Linked DNA regions of Homo sapiens: region 1 is linked to region 2. A link is a contact called in ENCODE Hi-C data. All regions are on one chromosome and are shown on one strand. The core of a region is the stretch at or near the end of the contact, and the rest is flanking DNA. Distances in the headings are between cores, read along the strand shown.

Region 1 (4,773 bases), core at 1,364-3,863, 1.1 Mb before region 2:
TCGGTGCAGTGTGGGGAACAGATTAGTGGACCCTAGAGCTTTCCAGGCAAGGCCGATCCAGGGACCCACGTGGGGATGCAGAAACGGGGACAGATTCTGGTGAAATTTAGGAAATGAAATCACTGGGAGTTGACGATGGATTGGTTATGGGATGTAAGGGAAAAGGAAGTGTCCAGGGTCACAGTTGATTCTCAGTGTGTACCTGGGTGAAAGATGGGCCAAACTAAGGAGGGGTGGGTTTGGAGGGTGGCAATACTAGGAGCTCAGTCTTAGACATGCTGCTTCGGTTTGGTAGAATTTGGCCTGTGGGTGGGGACAGTGATCCAAGAGGGGGCAGTGCATGAGCAAAGGCAGGGAGGAGGGTTGGTCATGCTTGGGGGTGCAAGGAAATGGAACAGACTGCACTGCAGGCGGTTCTCCTTGGTGTTAGGTGGCTGCCCCTGAGATGGGTTTGGGGTTATCCAGGGGCCACAGGCTATGCCCAGCAATGGCAGCCACCTGGGTTAATGCTGCCTGGGTTAATGACCAGGGAGGGAGGGTGAGTGAGTGACAGGGTGTCAGGGGAGCCCGCCCCTTGCACAATGGCACACATGGCCTCCAGAGCTGATAGGGAGGGGCCTCATTAGGGTTTGGCTCTGCTCCATGTGGGGCTGGGGGCTACAGGGAGAGCCCTGCCACCCAGATGTGGGTAAAAGGCAGGAAAGGGGATAGAGGGGTGGGCGATTACCAGGATGAGGGCTCCTGGTTCTAGCCCTGGCTACGCCAGATATTCACAAGCTGACCTTGGGAACGTCCACTCATTCATTCATTCATTCATTCACAGAACACATTCATCAGCCATAAACAGTGTGCCAGGCTTCAGGAAAGATATTAAGATCTAGCCTTTAGAGGAGACCAGAGACTTATACCTAAGTAGCAGCAATAGTTGTAGTAGCAATAATAAAATAGCTCAATACATGACTGTGTTCTGGCTCCCCCGCTCTACCCTTGGTAGGCATCATGTCATTGAATCTTTATAGCAGCCCCTGTGGGGTGGCTACTCTTCTTATCCCTGTTTTACAGATGAAGAAACTGAGGCTTAGAGACGTGAAGCCTCAAAGGTCAGGGCCAGCAGGAGATGGGGCTGGGATTTGAACCCAGGTCCACAGTGACTCTGAGATTTTTTTCTCTCCTACATGGGTGGTTCCCAAATCTGGCTGCTTATCAGAATTACCTGGAGGGCTTTTTGGACAATACAGAGGCCTGTTTTTTTTCCTCTTTCTTTTTGTTTCCTGACTCAGAGTCTCTGGGTCCTGGGTGGGGCCAGTGTTGGGAGCCTCTTGTGCTCCTGTGCCCGCTTTTCTGTGAAGCTCCTGCTTCTCCCGCTTGACTCGCTCTGCCCCGGGTACACAGGCCTTGCTGTTCTCAGGGAAAGCCCGCTGGCTCCCCCACCTTGGCCTTTCCACTTGCCCTCCCAGAACACTCTGCCCCAAACCTTCTTGTGGCTTGCTTTTGACCCCTCTTCCTTCCAGTGCCTTATTTGAATGTCACCTCCTCATAGAGACCTTCCTGACCGTCCTATAACCCTTCTCCTCCAACCCATTACTCTTGGCCCCATGTGTTCTCTACCAGGGCCAGTCACCTGGGACACTTAAAATGTCTGATGCCCAGAGACTGACTCTGTTGGCCTGGGGTGAGCCCCAGGCTTCAGTGCCACCTGGCCTGGGACACGGATCGTCACCCAGTCTCATTGTTCACAGCTCTCTCCTTGAAATTATACATGTGCTTGCTTATTGTCCATGTCTCTGCTAGAGTGGAGAGCAGGGGACTGGCCTGTCTTCGGCCCTGCCATATTCCCAGGTGATTTAAAAGCACCCGCCACACAGTAGGAGCTCAGTGAGTACCTACGAATGAAGGAATGGGATGGTGGGGCTTGAGGAAAGATAGCTCGACTGACCATCAGGATCGATCTGTTCCCAACATCTGGTGAACCCTTGGAGGGTTCTTACAACAAGGGAAAGTTTACCTGATCCGCCAGGTTCACACCTCCATGCTGCCCCGAACATCCCACTCTGGCTGCAGGACCACCTCGGGGTGAGGACGGTGGGTTGAGATGGCAGGAATCACCACGGTCTCCCTGAGATTCAGGTTGCACATTGGCAGAGTCAGAGCTGGAAGGGCAGGAGTGGTGTTGAGTCTGAGCTCTCACCGTGCACATGGGCCCTGAGGCCTAGTGAGGGAAGGAGCCTCGGCTAAGGTCAGGCCGTGGTTGAAGAGGGCCTAGAGGGTAGGAGCTACAGCATGCTGTGTGACCTTGGCCAAGCCTCTGACCTTCTCTGTGCTTTAGTCTCCCCATCTGTACCTGCAGGGCCTGGGCTGAGATGATCCCAAGCCCAGGACGTCAGGAGTTTGTTCCCTGAGTCCTTTCCTGGGCAGCGCTGACTGCGGAGGGCTTGCAAGGGGTTAAGCTCCTCCAGCTCTTGCTCTGCACGCAGACAAACCCCCTCCTTCTGACAAACACTTGTAGGAAATCAGGCTGGGCGCTTCCTGCCGAGGCGAGGCGGCCTCAACCACGGCAGGGGCGGGGAGAGGTGGGGAGCGATGCTGGTCTGTGAGCAGCAGCTTGGGCTGGCAGAACGGCCTGGAGGTGGGCCAGGGCGCAATGGAGACAGGGGGCTCCCTGGGTTTGGAACAAAGAATTCACAGGCAGGTCCCCTGAAACTGGGTCGGCAGGACGGTGGTGGAGCCCGAGAGAGGTAAGGGATTGGAACGGAGGAGGGCCCGGGAGGCCGCTTTCCTTCTGGACGGGCCAGTCACAGACTCTCCGGGACAGTCCAGGCAGCCGGACCAGCCCAGCCAGGAAGTTGCAGCTGCTGGAGCTGCACCGCTTTTCTCTTGGCTTAGGGGATCCCGGCCTCCAGGGCAAGGGTGGATTTAAGGAGGATTTCGTCAAGCCTCAGGATGCTAGATTCCAGTCCTAGCTCTGATTCTGATCTCTTGTGAACTTGGGTAGGCGGGTCCATCTCTGTGCCTGGGGTGTCGTCGTCTGCACCTGGAGAGTTAGTGTCCTTGGTTGCTAAGGGGTCTCAGAGACGATGCAGGCATGGGCAGCAGGCCAGGAGGCAGCGACGGCGCCGGGGGGTGGTCCCTATTGAAGGAGTGGCCCCTTATGCCAGCTGCGTAAGAGCAAGGAGAGGAGCCAAGGACAGTCCGAGGACCAGCAGACCCAGCTCAGCTCTTGAGGATGGCAAGACCAGAGCTGGCAACAGCCAGGGCACCGTTTCTCTTTCTCCTCGGCCTCTGCTGCTGGAGCGGGCTGGGGGCAGGGAGGACACAGAGAGGGAGTGGCTGGTGCTTCCTTGTGGGACTAGAGTCCACACAGCTGGTGGGAACCCCTTGAGAACAGCAAGTCTGTGCCCTGCCAGCAGGTGGGTGGGGGTATGGTTGAGCCTTTTTGGAAGGTCTGGTTACTGATTTGGGGGGTGGTCTTCCTTCCCCATCTCCCTGACACATCTGACAGCCTTGGTTTCAGAGTTGCGGTACCCCAGCTTTGAATCCTCTGTCTGCGCTTCCTGGCTGTGAGGTCTTGTGAGAGCAGGCCATGTCTCTGTGCCTCAGTGTCTTCATCTGGGAGGTGTCAGGGTGTGGGTGGGGGTAGAAGCAGGGTGGCACCCTGGACAGCTCTGGCTGGATGGGAAGGGGCTGCAGAGGGCACGGGGAGGCTGTGCGGGCTGCGTAGCTGTGCTGGCAAAGGAGAGCCTGGGCGTCTGGGCAGTTCTGAGGGATTGAGCCATAAAGGGAAGGGTCCCTGGCTGTGGAATGACTGAGCGGGCGGAGAAGCCCTGTGTGGGTGGTGGGGAAGAAGAGTCCATCCCACCCAGGAACTGAAGATAGACACCTCAGGGGTCTGTTAGACCCTTGAGAGAGCAGGGGCAGTGGCGGCTTGGGTGTAAGAAGGAGATGTGCAGAAGGAGGGTGCAGTGGCTGCTACTTCCTTGTGGGGCCAGTTTCTCCAGGGATGGCGGGGACCCTGAACTCCATAGCCCTCCCCAGCTCACACTGCTGGAGTCTTCACCAAACCCCACTCACTGCCTTTTAGGAGCAGCCCTGCTGCCCTAACGAGGGCTGGCTGGAACAACTCTGCCTTTATCTGGCATGCAGGGACACCTGCCCATAGCTCTCCTTCAAGGTCAGGCCATACTTTCAGACCTACGTGCCTTTGCCTCCGTGCTGTTCCCGCTGCCTGGAATGCCCTCCCCAGTCTTCTCCCCCAAATCCTCATTGTTTCTCAAGCCCACCTTAAAGCTTCCTTTGGTAACACTTCTGTATTGTACTACCCCCCACCGTTTAAAATCTTGGAACACTTTTACTCTTTTCTATATTCTTTGCATCTTACGTAGCGCCTGGTATATAGTAGGAAGTCATAGGGCTTTTTTAAAAAGTTAATTTGCGCCCACTGGGTGCTCAGTATGTATCTTTGTACTTTGAAATGTGACCTCAGGGAGGAGGAGAGAGGTTAACAGTTCTGAGGCTGTTGCCCTTAGAAGCTGAGTCAATCAGGGACTTCAAAGCTCTTTGAGTCCCATACCCTGCCTCCCAACCCACCCTAGCAGGGTGATATCCCCTTGCGATATCAAGAGCAGGTGGTACTTTCTCTATTTTACAGTGAGGAAAATGCAAGCCCAGCTATACACAGTGAGTAACAGCAGCCAGGACTAGCACCTGTCTCCTGATGCCCAGCCTGCTTCTCTATCACAGCATCGTCCCAGCCTGAGGTTGGCAGGTAGTTGGCAC
Region 2 (4,644 bases), core at 2,069-4,568:
ATTTCTAGTAATTGCAGTCTGTGTATGCCCTGAGGGAAAAGTAACTGTCTATTACACATTTTATAGTTTACTGTTTTTCAGTTTATTAAATTATGCCAAACACATAAACCTAAATGACACAGCTTCAAAAGGCAAGAAAATGGTTCAAGCCACCTCTTGTTTCATTTATTAACTTTGTGCCTATATAAACACACACTTTGGCTGAGACCAGCAAGTAAGAGTACAGAACATCTTTTGCAAATGAGTTAACTAGGCTGTCTATCCAGAAGATGTAACAGAAACATTATTGTAACAACAGCCAAAGCTATTTATTCTCGAAAGGAGACCCAGTATAGGGATACTTAACAAATCATTAACTACTAAACTGCAAATAATTACCAGGAAAATGAGAGTTCCACAACTATAAGGATTTCTGGATAATCTAGCAATAGTTTTGAAACCCACACCAAAATACAAGTGTGATAAAAAATGAGAGGTACAGTGGTGACGTTATGTTTAAAAACAGTATTAAAAGTTTAAAAAGTCACTAGGCTACAGTGCATGTGTTTAGAAAATGTGTGGGAGGATCAATAAGAAACCTGACAGATGTCCCTACTGCAGAGGAGTCTTCATTTTATGCCCTTTGGCATTGTCTGAATTTCTTAGGACAAATATGCATAATTTTATTTTTAAAATATAGTAGACCTCTCATTACTGACATGGAAAGATATCCTCAATGGTATATAAATGAAAAATGGGGGTTATACAACAATTTACGTATTGTGTTTTCATTTATGGAAAAAATTACATACTTTTTAGCTGTATTAAAATTCTCAGAAAGATATACAATCAATTAATTTTAAAAATACAGGATTTTCTACTTCACACATTTATACATTGATCTTTTAAAAGAAAATAACTTTTTTTTTTGAGACAGGGTCTCGCTCTGTTGTTCAGGCTGGAGTGCAGTGGCACAGTCATGACTCACTGCAGCCTTGAACCCCCACCTCAGAACCCCAATTAGCTGGGAATACAGGCACGTGTCACCATGCCCAGCTAATTTTCTACTTTTTGTAGAGATGGGGTATCACTATTTGCCCAGGCTGGTCTTGGATTCCTGGGCTCAAGCCAGACTCCCGCTTCTCAGCCTCCCAAAGTGCTGGGATTACAGGTGTGAGCCACCAGGCTTGGCCACTATTACTTTTATAATAAAAAAAGATAGCTCAGTCAGGTGCAGTGGCTCACGCCTGTAATCCCAGCACTTTGGGAGGCCGAGGTGGGCGGATCATTTGAGGTCAGGAGTTGGAGACCAGCCTGGGCAACATGGTGAAACCCAGTCTCTACTAAAAATACAAAAATTAGCTGGGTGTGGTGGCGGGCACCTGTAATCTCAGCTAATCGGGAGGCTGAGGCAGGAGAATCCCTTGAACACAAAAGGCAGAGGTTGCAGTGAGCCAAGGTTACGCCACTGCATTCCAGCCTGGGCAAGAGAGTGAGACCCTGTCACACACACACACACACACAAAAAGATTTCACTTTGGGTAAAAAATAATTACAAAACTTCAAAAGGGAGAATATCATGAACCACTCTAGCTGCAAACCAATGCCAGAACTATGTTAGATCTCCAGAAGACAAATGGAATCAATCTGAATCCAAATGTACACTGAATTTTTGATAAGACTGCTCACTCATAGAAGAAAAACTATATAACAGATTGTAAGAAAAAGGCTCTCTGCATGATAATAAGGGGGTAGGCAAAATACAGCCTTATAGCTGCAAGTTTAAGAATTGAAATTCTGCCGGGCACAGTGGCTCACACCTGTAATCCCAGCACTTTAGGAGGACGAGGCGGGCGGATCACAAGGTCAGGAGTTTGAGACCAGCCAGACCAACATGGTGAAACCCCATATCTACTAAATATACAAAAATTAGCCGGGCGTGGTGGTGTGCGCCTGTAATCCCAGCTACTCGGGAGGCTGAAGCAGGAGAACTGCTTGAACCCGGGAGGCGGAGGTTGCAGTGAGCCAAGATCGCACCACTGCACTCCAGCCTGGCGACAGAGCGAGACTCTGTTTAAAAAAAAAAAAATTGTAATTTTTTGACATTATAAAACTGTGGTATTTAAGTTTAGAAAGGTATTCATTACACAAAGAGGTAAAGATGGGCTCACAATTTGCATCTTACCAGAGGTTATATTAATATTTCCAGCTTCGATCCCTGCTTTAAGTCCGTCTTTCCCCAAAATCCCAGACTCTCCTTTGGCCAGACGCTCCCTCTCCTTCTCTTCCAAACTTCCATAATAGATGTGTGGTTTCTTCACGACCGGAGCAACTAAGTCGTCGGGTGCTTTAGTTTTGGTTGCCTGCTAAATCAAAGATCTGCATTAAACTAAGGTTTAATCTTGGCAATTTACCGGACTTCACCAGAGGATGAAGCTCACCCTGAGTTTCACAGTCCTGTTTCCTCTGTAATTGAAAGGACAAATTGGACACTACTTAAGACGCTCTTCATTGATTTGAGGAGGTGAAGGTAGGGTGAGGGTGTTTCAGTCCCTCACTTTGGTTGATGGGATTAATAAAACTAGTGAGGTTCTCTCGGGTATTTTCCTATGAAAGGTTTGCTCTGAAATCTGTTTACTTCATTCCGTTGGAAGTGTTCAATCTCGTGTTTTATGCTTCCCGGATTACTGCTTATCACTGGGGAAATACTAAGGATAGATGAAATAACCAACGCGGTGCTAAAGGATAACAAGTTACAACATTACAAGTGTATACATTTCAAACGTTCCTAGACGTGAGGTAGTAGGAGTTAGTAGGTCTCATTAAAATTCTGAGATCTGCCAAAGGCATAAACCTTGGCCAAGACACTTCCCTATTTCAGAGCACCGTTACTGGATGAGTCGGAAGAGATGCTTGCCCTTTGGGGCTGTAGTGGGAGAGGTGCAAATAAGCTACAGTCCACGAAAGCGCTTAGGGATCAGGAAAACGGTGGTCCGCTGTGTAGGACACCGCTGAGTCCCGCAGCCTTCCTCCTCAGCCCTCCACCGCCTTCTCCCGCTCCTTAACGGCCCCTTCCCGCAGAGATCCCCTTCCCCCTTAGCGCTCCCTGCCAGAGTGAGCTGGGATCCCGGGCTCTGTACCGTGGAAGAGGCTCGCGAGGAAGCCATGCTGGGCTCTGGAGCCGCGAGGCCCCAGCGAAACCCGAACACTCCCTTTCAGACCGTCCACCGCGCGCCCAGCAGAGGGGAAGTGCGTCACTGACAGGAAGTGCGTCACTGACAAGACGTGGGCCAAGAGGGGTCACCGCCCCCGGAGCGGCGCGGAGCATGATGGAAGTCGTAGTAGGAAATGGCGTCGTGGCATTGAGGGGCATCCCTCCTAGAACCTCCAGGAAAAGCTCGCGGAAGACGAGGTTCTGCGGAGAGAGAGGCTCCAAGCAGTCTGGGAAGTGTAGTCCAGTTGGCTTAGCAGTAGTTTCGTTGGGGGGGAGCCGAGGTTCCGGGAAGGGGCTAGGCCGGCTTGAAAAGAGGTAGGTGAGTCGACTCGCGCGGCTCGGGGCTGAACTCTGGAGCGAGTCAAGGGCTTCCGGGGTCCGCTGTGCCCCCCGGGCGTACGGGGGCGTTTACGTCTTCTTGGAGCCGAGGACCATGTTACCATAGAAACCCTTGCCTGGGCTCCGAGGTACAGGCCTGGAGCTAGGGGACGAGGACTGTTCTCCTCCATGGTCCGGAAGTCTTCCCAGGCTCCCCCTCTGAGCTTGATGGCTCGGCGGTGGATTTGGGCTGCGGCGGGAGATTAAGCTAGAAGAGCCCGCTAGTGCCAAAGTCAAATAAAGACCCGGCGGAGGAGCTTCGGCCTGATTTTGTTGATTTGTCTTCAGCCTGGTCTTTGTATCAGATTGAGAGTAAGATGATGGATAGGAAGGTGTCAGGTAACTCTGTACGTCTCTCTGCCCTGCTGGATGCTGGGGCATTAGAGACGAACAGGATAAGGTTTTTATCCCCACATGGGCGGTGGGAGATCCTCAAAATATTGACGTTTCCCTAGCTGGCCAGATCCTCATGCAACCCCCTAGAACAATTACAGCAATAATAGATGTTATTTATTGAACATTTATTAAATGCCAAATAATATTCCAAGAGCTTACTCTGTATTACGTTATTGACTTCCTACAACAGCAGAGTAGGATACAGATGAGGGAACTAAGGTCTAGTGAGAAATGAAACGAATTGTTCAGGATCGGTGGTGTAGTGGGATTAAAACCTGTGCCCTTTAACCTCTACAGCCAGCACTTTTAACTGTTAATCTATACTGCTCCCTAGTGGCCAGTTTTTTGCAGTTTGCAGAAAAGGTAAAATGTATAGATTTTTTTTTCCCCCTTTTAGGTATCCCTATCCCTCTCTTTCCCTCTTTGGAACTTTGGCTTTCTCTACCATTTGTCTGCATTGGAATCTGGTAGAAGATAATGCCTGATTTAGTACAAAGGAATTTGAAATGTAATGTGCCAGTGTTTTGTGTTGATAATATCACCTGTAGTATCCTAAGCTTCATGGGAGAAGGAACTATTTCTTCCTTTGTATACTTCACAGTCCTTAGTTTCATCCTAGATACGTGTAATAATTTGTATCTGTACATACTTTCAAGGAGTTTTCACTTCCATCATTT

Evidence for each region. Hi-C counts contacts between places; a loop is a spot of excess contacts on that map. Pooled maps may share reads with other maps.
Region 1: a loop to region 2 is called in a map of GM12878, with 5 times the contacts of the local background. The contact joins the promoter of AKNA here to the promoter of CDC26 in region 2. A Hi-C loop is called at or near these places in 2 of 168 maps with a recorded cell type or tissue (CD4-positive, alpha-beta T cell and GM12878), 2 of 37 single-sample maps with no recorded cell type and 9 of 50 pooled maps.

Annotation. Positions count from the first base shown.
Region 1 is chr9:114,385,822-114,390,594 of GRCh38, reverse strand. It overlaps AKNA (AT-hook transcription factor), which reads left to right and starts at 2,613. Exons shown (of 22, transcript NM_001317950.2): 1 at 2,613-2,735. LOC124902253 (a long non-coding RNA gene) reads right to left here and starts at 2,545. Exons shown (of 3, transcript XR_007061742.1): 1 at 2,342-2,545; 2 at 2,006-2,150. RefSeq lists enhancers at 2,321-2,610, 2,651-2,780, 2,251-2,986, 3,801-3,950, 4,721-4,773.
Region 2 is chr9:113,274,246-113,278,889 of GRCh38, reverse strand. It overlaps CDC26 (cell division cycle 26), which reads left to right and starts at 3,318. Exons shown (of 4, transcript NM_139286.4): 1 at 3,318-3,508. PRPF4 (pre-mRNA splicing tri-snRNP complex factor PRPF4) reads right to left here and starts at 3,232. Exons shown (of 14, transcript NM_001244926.2): 1 at 3,120-3,232; 2 at 2,165-2,342. The coding sequence starts at 3,146. RefSeq lists enhancers at 3,245-3,584, 3,352-4,207.